2 separate regions of the Homo sapiens genome follow, and region 1 is linked to region 2. The links are chromatin contacts, found by Hi-C in ENCODE. All regions are on one chromosome and are shown on one strand. Each heading gives the region's core, a stretch centred on a gene start or an enhancer-like site at or near the end of the contact. The rest is flanking DNA. Distances are from core to core; before and after follow the strand shown. Region 1 holds the start of MAGEE1 (MAGE family member E1). Region 2 holds the start of JPX (JPX transcript, XIST activator).

The links. Hi-C counts contacts between places; a loop is a spot of excess contacts on that map. Pooled maps may share reads with other maps.
Region 1: a loop to region 2 is called in a map of CD4-positive, alpha-beta T cell, with 7 times the contacts of the local background. The contact joins the promoter of MAGEE1 here to the promoter of JPX in region 2. A Hi-C loop is called at or near these places in 2 of 168 maps with a recorded cell type or tissue (CD4-positive, alpha-beta T cell and naive thymus-derived CD4-positive, alpha-beta T cell) and 6 of 50 pooled maps.

Annotation. Positions count from the first base shown.
Region 1 is chrX:76,426,245-76,431,063 of GRCh38, forward strand. It overlaps MAGEE1 (MAGE family member E1), which reads left to right and starts at 1,466. Exons shown (of 1, transcript NM_020932.3): 1 at 1,466-4,819. The coding sequence starts at 1,687. The coding sequence ends at 4,560. RefSeq lists enhancers at 1,514-1,723, 2,194-2,323.
Region 2 is chrX:73,942,792-73,947,017 of GRCh38, forward strand. It overlaps JPX (JPX transcript, XIST activator), which reads left to right and starts at 1,533. Exons shown (of 5, transcript NR_024582.1): 1 at 1,533-1,674; 2 at 1,793-1,871. RefSeq lists an enhancer at 1,558-1,657.

The sequences.
Region 1 (4,819 bases), core at 216-2,715, 2.5 Mb after region 2:
CACATGGACACAGGGAGGGGAACATCACACACCAGGGCCTGTCAAGAGGTGGGGAGATAGGGGAGGGATAGCATTAGGAGAAATACCTAATGTAGATGATGGGTTGATGGGTGCAGCAAACCACCATGGCACGTGTATACCTAGGTAACAAATCTGCACATTCTGCACATGTACCCCAAAACTTAAAGTATAAAAAAAAAGAAAAAAAGACAAAAGTATACTCCCAGATTTTTGAGAAGATATAAAGAAAGACAACATATAATAAATGTTTGCAGCAAGATATAAACATATCAATAAAGGGTCAATAGTGGTAAGCTGAATTGTAGTGGTTGTGTGAGTGTCAGAAAGTTAGTGTTTTCCCTCTATCTCTCTTCCTCTCTCTCTCTCCCCTACTTCTAAAAACAGCCTGCCCGTCCTCTTCAGTGTTTTCTTTCTTACTCACTGCTGCCGTGCTACTCTCAGTTGGAATGATTTTCTCATCCTTGTCCTTTTGGTAAATATCTACCCACTCATCTTTTTAAACATCTCCTCTTTTATGAAGCCTTTTCTGCATCTACAGGTAGAACTGACCCTGCCATCCCCTGCATTCTTTACAAACTTCTAGAAAATTTAGCTTTACTTTTTCTCTGACTCCCATTTTTACATCGGGTGCTCCTTGATGACAAAGAGATTAACTGTAACTTCGGGATAGATGACCAGTGTTTGTTGAGTGAATGAATAAAGGGATCAGGGTTGGATCTGCTCAAAAGTGCTAGAGTAATAGAGCAAAACAGAGCAGGTAACACATCCCTTAACACTCGGTATCTCAACTGACTTTCACAAAAGCTCTATTAAATGAGCAGGTGATTGTGGAGTGAAAGAATTAAACAAATTTTCAAGAGTTTTAGTGGCTTTCCCACTAAAGCCTGGGTGACTGGGAAAGTTTGGGCTGGGAATGTTGGGCTTTTCAAGCGTGTTCGAAGCTCCCTAATTGGTACTAAATTTCAGGCATTCAGACCCTCTAGGAAAGAGTTCTTTCTAGCTCACAACATTAGGGGAGGAGTTAGACACATAAATGGAGAAAGTGATAGAAGAGACATGGTCAGGGATGGGGGTTCTACCCTTCCAGAGACAATGCACATTTTCTTTGAAACAGCTTCGGGAAAACTGCAAATCTCAATGATATTTACCAATTTTGAGAATCTATTAAGTGCCTGGCACTCTGTGTAGAAGCCCTCCAATCGTACCCTAAATCTGAGAAGTATTTATTATTATTTCCATTTTTACTCCCTAATGCATCTACTCTAAGCTCCTTGCTTCACCCTACCAAAGTTTCCCTTCTGCTAGTGCTCTCCTTTGGTGCAGAACCACCGCATCCACTTTCTCAGGCCCAGGGGAGGGGCGGGGCGGGGCGATTTCGCCTTGCCGCAGAGCCAGTCTGCGCCTGCGCGGACTGCGGCAGAGGGCGGGGTGTGAGAAGCAGAGTACAGTGAGACTAGCATTCACTGCTGGCCAGTGCCTGCCTTTTTCACCACCTCTAATTTCAGCTTCAGCAGTTGCTTGGAACTTTGGTTCTGGCAGCAGCAGCAACATCATTACCGCTAGCGGCAGTTTTGTGCCGAGGCACCTACACACCTCCCGTCCTCTCTGCCAGATCGCGGGCCTGTCGGTGTCTGCTCCTACACGCCAACGCCGGTGGGCAGGACCATGTCTCTGGTAAGCCAGAATTCGCGCCGCCGCCGCCGCCGCGTTGCAAAGGCTACTGCGCACAACAGCAGCTGGGGCGAAATGCAGGCCCCTAATGCCCCCGGTCTCCCCGCTGATGTGCCAGGCTCAGACGTCCCCCAGGGTCCCAGCGATTCCCAGATCCTCCAGGGCCTCTGCGCCTCTGAGGGCCCAAGCACCTCCGTTCTGCCCACCTCCGCTGAGGGCCCAAGCACCTTTGTGCCGCCCACCATCTCTGAGGCCTCAAGCGCCTCCGGGCAGCCCACCATCTCTGAGGGACCTGGCACCTCCGTGCTGCCCACCCCCAGTGAGGGCCTAAGCACCTCCGGGCCTCCCACCATCTCTAAGGGGCTGTGCACCTCTGTGACGCTTGCCGCCTCTGAGGGCCGGAACACCTCCAGGCCGCCCACTTCCTCTGAGGAACCTAGCACCTCCGTGCCGCCCACCGCCTCTGAGGTACCGAGCACCTCCCTGCCGCCCACCCCTGGTGAGGGAACGAGCACCTCCGTGCCGCCCACAGCCTATGAGGGACCAAGCACCTCCGTGGTGCCCACCCCTGATGAGGGACCAAGCACCTCCGTGCTGCCTACACCTGGTGAGGGACCAGGCACCTCCGTGCCGCTCGCCGCCACTGAGGGCCTGAGCACCTCCGTGCAGGCCACTCCTGATGAGGGACCGAGCACCTCCGTGCCGCCCACCGCCACTGAGGGCCTAAGCACCCCCGTGCCACCCACCCGTGATGAGGGACCGAGCACCTCCGTGCCGGCCACTCCTGGTGAGGGACCGAGCACCTCCGTGCTGCCCGCCGCCTCTGACGGACAAAGCATCTCCTTGGTGCCCACCCGCGGTAAGGGATCAAGCACCTCCGTGCCCCCCACCGCCACCGAGGGCCTGAGCACCTCCGTGCAGCCCACTGCTGGTGAGGGATCGAGCACCTCCGTGCCGCCCACCCCTGGTGGGGGACTGAGCACCTCCGTGCCGCCCACCGCCACTGAGGAGTTGAGCACCTCCGTGCCGCCCACTCCCGGTGAGGGACCAAGCACTTCCGTACTGCCAATCCCCGGTGAGGGACTGAGCACCTCTGTGCCGCCCACCGCCTCTGATGGATCGGACACCTCCGTGCCGCCCACTCCTGGTGAGGGCGCAAGCACCTTAGTGCAGCCCACCGCCCCTGACGGACCGGGAAGCTCCGTGCTGCCTAACCCTGGTGAGGGCCCGAGCACATTGTTTAGCTCTAGTGCTTCTGTGGACCGGAACCCCTCCAAGTGTTCCCTTGTTTTGCCAAGCCCTAGGGTAACCAAGGCCTCCGTGGACTCAGATTCTGAGGGTCCTAAGGGTGCAGAAGGCCCTATAGAATTCGAGGTCCTGAGAGACTGTGAGAGCCCCAACTCCATTAGTATTATGGGCCTCAATACTTCCCGGGTTGCAATTACCCTGAAGCCCCAAGACCCTATGGAACAGAACGTAGCTGAGCTGTTGCAGTTCCTGCTGGTGAAGGATCAGAGCAAGTACCCTATCCGGGAGTCTGAAATGCGGGAATATATTGTTAAAGAATATCGCAACCAGTTTCCTGAGATACTCAGGCGAGCAGCAGCCCACCTGGAGTGCATTTTTAGGTTTGAATTGAGAGAACTTGACCCTGAGGCACACACCTACATTCTGTTAAACAAACTGGGACCTGTGCCCTTTGAAGGGTTAGAAGAGAGCCCAAATGGGCCAAAGATGGGCCTCCTGATGATGATTCTAGGCCAAATATTCCTGAATGGCAACCAAGCCAAGGAGGCTGAGATTTGGGAAATGCTCTGGAGGATGGGGGTGCAGCGGGAAAGGAGGCTTTCCATTTTTGGGAACCCAAAGAGACTTCTGTCTGTGGAGTTTGTATGGCAGCGTTACTTAGACTACAGGCCAGTAACTGACTGTAAACCAGTGGAGTATGAGTTTTTCTGGGGCCCAAGATCCCACCTAGAAACCACCAAGATGAAAATTCTGAAGTTCATGGCGAAAATATATAACAAAGATCCTATGGATTGGCCAGAGAAATACAACGAAGCTCTGGAAGAAGATGCTGCCAGAGCCTTTGCTGAGGGTTGGCAGGCTCTCCCTCACTTTAGGAGGCCCTTTTTTGAGGAAGCTGCTGCAGAGGTACCATCCCCTGATTCAGAGGTTTCCAGCTATTCCTCAAAATATGCCCCACATTCATGGCCTGAGTCAAGATTGGAGAGCAAGGCAAGGAAGCTGGTGCAGTTATTTCTGCTTATGGATTCAACTAAGCTGCCTATACCAAAGAAAGGAATTCTGTACTACATTGGCCGAGAGTGCAGCAAAGTGTTCCCTGACCTCCTGAATCGTGCTGCCCGCACCCTGAACCATGTCTATGGGACAGAACTAGTGGTACTTGATCCCAGGAATCACTCCTATACTCTGTACAACCGAAGGGAGATGGAAGAAACTGAGGAGATCGTAGACAGTCCAAACAGGCCTGGCAACAACTTTTTGATGCAGGTCCTAAGCTTCATCTTTATTATGGGCAACCATGCCAGGGAGTCTGCAGTCTGGGCCTTTCTGCGGGGCTTAGGGGTTCAAGCTGGGAGAAAGCATGTGATTACCTGCAGATACTTGAGTCAGCGCTATATAGACAGTTTACGGGTTCCTGACAGTGATCCAGTGCAATATGAGTTTGTATGGGGTCCTAGAGCCCGTTTGGAAACCTCTAAGATGAAAGCCTTGCGATATGTGGCCAGAATCCACAGAAAGGAACCACAGGACTGGCCACAGCAGTACAGGGAGGCAATGGAAGATGAGGCCAATAGAGCTGATGTTGGGCACAGGCAAATCTTTGTTCACAACTTCAGGTAGAGGAATGCATGGCAGTCAGAGGGGCCTTGCAAGGAGGGGCCTTTGAGCCTCAGTTCTCATGTATTGGGGGGTGGGGGTGGGTACATATTGTATTTGGTATTTGTGTTCCAGTTATATTTATGTCTTTTCATATTTAGTTCTGGTGTGGTGTCTGGAAATGTTTCAACTGTTTTAATATATTGTCTGATTGGGTAAATGTGATTGACCACTTGCTGTCTCTGTTGTATTTTGGTATGAGTTTTGATAGCTCTATAAAATG
Region 2 (4,226 bases), core at 283-2,782:
AACCAGAGACAACATTAGTGCATAGAGAGAAACTATAGCTTTGGAAAGGGATTAGGACCTCTAAAGTGTCTTTTCCTTACCGGTGAAGCACAAGCCTTCCCCCAGAAACCTGCACCACTCACACATAATGCTTCACAAACAAGTTTTGGCCTCGGTTTTTTCATACTTTTGGGGCTGGTATCCAGCTAGTGTATTTTCCCTCATGGAGCGGGAACAACAGAGATAAAGGTTTTGATAAATATAGAGGCCTCTTAGAAGTGTCAGGACTGAATCTAAAAGAGCTGAATCTAAAAGAAGAGGGAGGCTGGGTGCGGTGGCTCACGCCTATAATACCAGCACTTTGGGAGGCTGAGGCGGGTGGATCACTTGAGGTCAGGAGTGCAAGACCAGCCTGGCCATGATGGTGAGACCCCCGTCTCTAGTAAAAATTAGCTGGACATGGTGGCAGATGCCTGTAATCCCAGCTACTTAGGAGGCTGAGGCTGGAGAATCGCTTGAACCCAGGAGGCGGAGGTAGCACCGAGCCAAGATCGCGCCACTGCACTCCAGCCTGGGCGACAGAGCAAGACTCCGTCTCAAAAAAATAAAACAAAAATAAATAAAAGAAGAGGGAAGATGGAAGGACTTTTAGGCTCAAGAGCAGCATCTCAACTCTTTTTTTTTTTTTTTTTTTTTGAGACGGAGTCTGGCACGGTCGCCCAGGCTGGAATGCAGCAGCACGATCTCAGCTCACTGCAACCTCCGCCTCCCGGGTTCAAGCGATTCTCCCACCTCAGCCTCCCAAGTAGCTGGGATTACACTGAGATTACAGGCAAGCGCCACCACACCTGGCTACCAACTCTTTTATGAAGACTCTTTTGTTTACAGAATTAAAGGAAGCACCTTGTTCTGAATCCAGTTTTGCCATTGACGGACTCACTGTATGACTAGGCCAAAACCCTCTGGTTTCTGTTTTCCCATTAGTTGGTTGAAGTACATACACCCTCATCTATCGGAACACGGGGCTTAGTAAAGTGAAAAGAAGTAGGTTCTAGCTCATTCTAGCACTTTTGGAAAATTGGGTCACCTCTTTGGGCCTTAATTTCGTCATCTATAAAACAGGAAAAAATCAGTCCTCAGCTTACCTGATGTTGCAATGACTTAGTGAGATAACAGAAGTGAATGGCAGCTTTGTCTATCATACTTGTGAGGTAAAGTTAATGAGAGTGAGAGATCTGGAAATAGGGAAGAAAGAAAGGAGTCGAGGCAAAGCTAAAAGAAATTTGGGTTGGGAAAGGAAAAAAGAAATGAAGAGAAAGAAAAAGGAAAAGGGAATTTCAAAAGAGATAAAGGCTGTGAGAGGAAGTGCAACAGGTCAGGAAACTGGGGGAGGGTCCACGGCAACGGCTGCGGCACGGCAACGGCTGCGGCACGGCAACGGCTGGGGCACGGCAACGGCTGGTGCATGTTGCCGGCGGAGGCATTTAGGTAGTGCACGACGGCTGGGCGCCGGGCCTGTTTGGCTGTGACGCCCACCCCCGGCTTTCATCCGCCTATGCCCTAGGGCTAGTGGAAGACTTAAGATGGCGGCGTTTGCACGGAGTGCAATCACTGCGTCCTTACGGGGGTTGCAAGGCGTCCGAAGTATGAGTCCACTAACAAAAGTCCAGAAACTCGCCAGTTAATAGTATTGTGGTGAGTGATGAGCCTCACGTTGGCTAGAGAAGTGGCCGTTAGCGAGGCTACACACTTTGGGATCGCGTGGCCTGAGTCGGGGGAGTAACCGGCCTGTATTCCATTTTTCTCTCTCCAGTCTCTTCAAAATATCGGAGAATAATTTCTTTCTCGCTGATCGCCTAACTTCTACTGACGAAGCTTGGAAGTTGCAGAAGGTAGCTCCTAGGAGGGATATATGGGTCGTTCTTTCCTTTTTCCTTATTTAAATGGGTTTTTATTGACACCATGTCGCGCCAAAATGGATTCCATCTCCTCAGAGCTTTCCTAGGAACAGCCTAACCTCTTGGGCCTAACTTTATTTTTTTTTTGTTCTGCCTTTCATGTCCAGACTTATTAGTTTTAATTAATTTGTTTGTAACGTATTCATTATGCACTAGATTAAACAATTTTTTTCTGTGCCCACTATACCCCAAATGTGGAGTTTTGGGCAAAAACTTAACATTTGTTCTTGAAGCATCTCAGAGGTGTGTGTGTGTGTGTGTAATCTTTGGGGGACTTACATTGCCAGGTTGATTACTCACTAAGAAAAGAGCTAGATTTCCTGTTTTCAAATCTGTTGGCGAAATTAAGTTTATGTTAAGCATAGCATGTTTACTATATATATGGGGAAGACAGTTAAGAGTGACATCTAATATGTTGTTAAATGCTTATGTGATTAAAGTAAATTTCATGCATTACCGCGGAGTATGAATTGCTGCAACCTTTTAGAAAAGAATCTGGCAATATTTAGGGAAATAAAAAATACAGATATCACTTGAACAAAAACTGGAATTCAAAAGTCTGACTTTTAAGAATCTATCCTACAGAAATAAAAGTACCAGTATATAATGACGCATGAACAAGGATACTTTTGTACTATTTTGTTCTTGTGACAACTGGAAACAACCTGTGTATCCATCAATAGGAGAATGTTTGAGTAAATTTTGGTACATAAATATTATGAAATATTTTGACTTTTGACCTAGAGAATCTTATGATGGATGGTTATGTGAGAAAAGTAAGTTGCAGAATAGTCTAGTATGAGTCCTTTTTTTTTTTTGATGGGGTGATGAAGGAATGCAAGATTAACTTCTTTATCTTTTGGAGGAGACGTTAAATATATTATGAAATACTTAAGACATATACAGATATACAAGGAATAATACAATGAACCTCTCTTCTCACCACCCAACGTAAAAAAAAAATCAAACATTAACGTGACAGTTGAAGTTCTCTGTGTACCCATCCCTGATTGCATCTCTCTCTTCTCTCATCCCCAGAGGTAACCATTATTTTAAACTTAGTGATTTTTACCATGCATTTCTTAAACTTCTGTGACATAGCAACTTCTAGCATGGATTATTTTTTGTAAATATTGAAGATGAATTTTTAAAAAAAGTCAATGAAAGAAGAAAGCAAGTGTCTATCTGACTTTTTTTTTTTTTTTTTTTTTGAGATGAAGTCTTGCTTGTTGCCCCGGCTAGAGCGTAGTGGCGCAATCTTGGCTCACTGCAACCTTCACCACCCCAGTTCAAGCGATTCTCCTGCCTCAGCCTCCCGAGTAGCTGGGATTGCAGGCGCCTGCCACTGTGCCCGGCTAATTTTAATTTAATTTTAATTTATTTTATATATATATAGAGAGAGAGAGAGGGAGAGAGACAGACAGACATGGAGTCTTGCTCTGTCACCCAGGCAGGAGTGTAGTGGCTCGATCTCGGTTCACTGTAACTTCCGCCTCCTGGGTTCAAGCGATTCTCATGCCTCAGCATCCAGAGTAGCCGAGATTACAGGCACACCTTGCCACGCCTGGCTAATTTTTGTATTTTTAGTAGAGACGGGTTTCCCTATATTGGCCAGGCTGGTCTCCAACCCCTGACCTCTGGTAATCTGCCTGCCTCGGCCTCCCAAAGTATTGGGATTACAGGCGTGAGCCACTGTGCCCAGCCTTATCTGACTATTACTGTAACAGTGGCCAATCAAAATTCCTTCTTTTCTTTTTTTTTTTCCTTGAGCCTAGAAATTTCTTAATTGAGGGGAGAATCTAGCAAGCAGTTGAGTCAAAGGGTGTAGATTATACTACAGTGGTAAAGAAAGTAAGCAGCTGGCAGTGAAAGCAATCTCAAGCAAATAATGAATGTTCCATGAACAAGATGCCTGAATTGAAAAACAGAACAAAACCAACTAACCAAACAAAAAACAATCCGTGGATCCTAACTCAAATCCAAGGTGATTTGAGCCTGCACTTGTAATTAGACAAAATCTATGAACTTCAGTTGCCTTGGAGGCATCTGAGGGAAATGAGGTTGCATGTAGATGAATCAGTTGTTTCTGGCATCATGTTAGTGTGATTACATTTAGCTGCTGTGTGCAAAACATTTTAGCAATCATTTAGGTCCAGGACGTGGAATTTATTAGTGCAACAACCCTGTAAACAGTGGTTAGAACATTAATAATTTTATTTTATTTATGTTTTATTTATTTTTTGAGACGGATTTTTGCTCTTGTTGCCCAGGTTGGAGTGCAATGGCGCG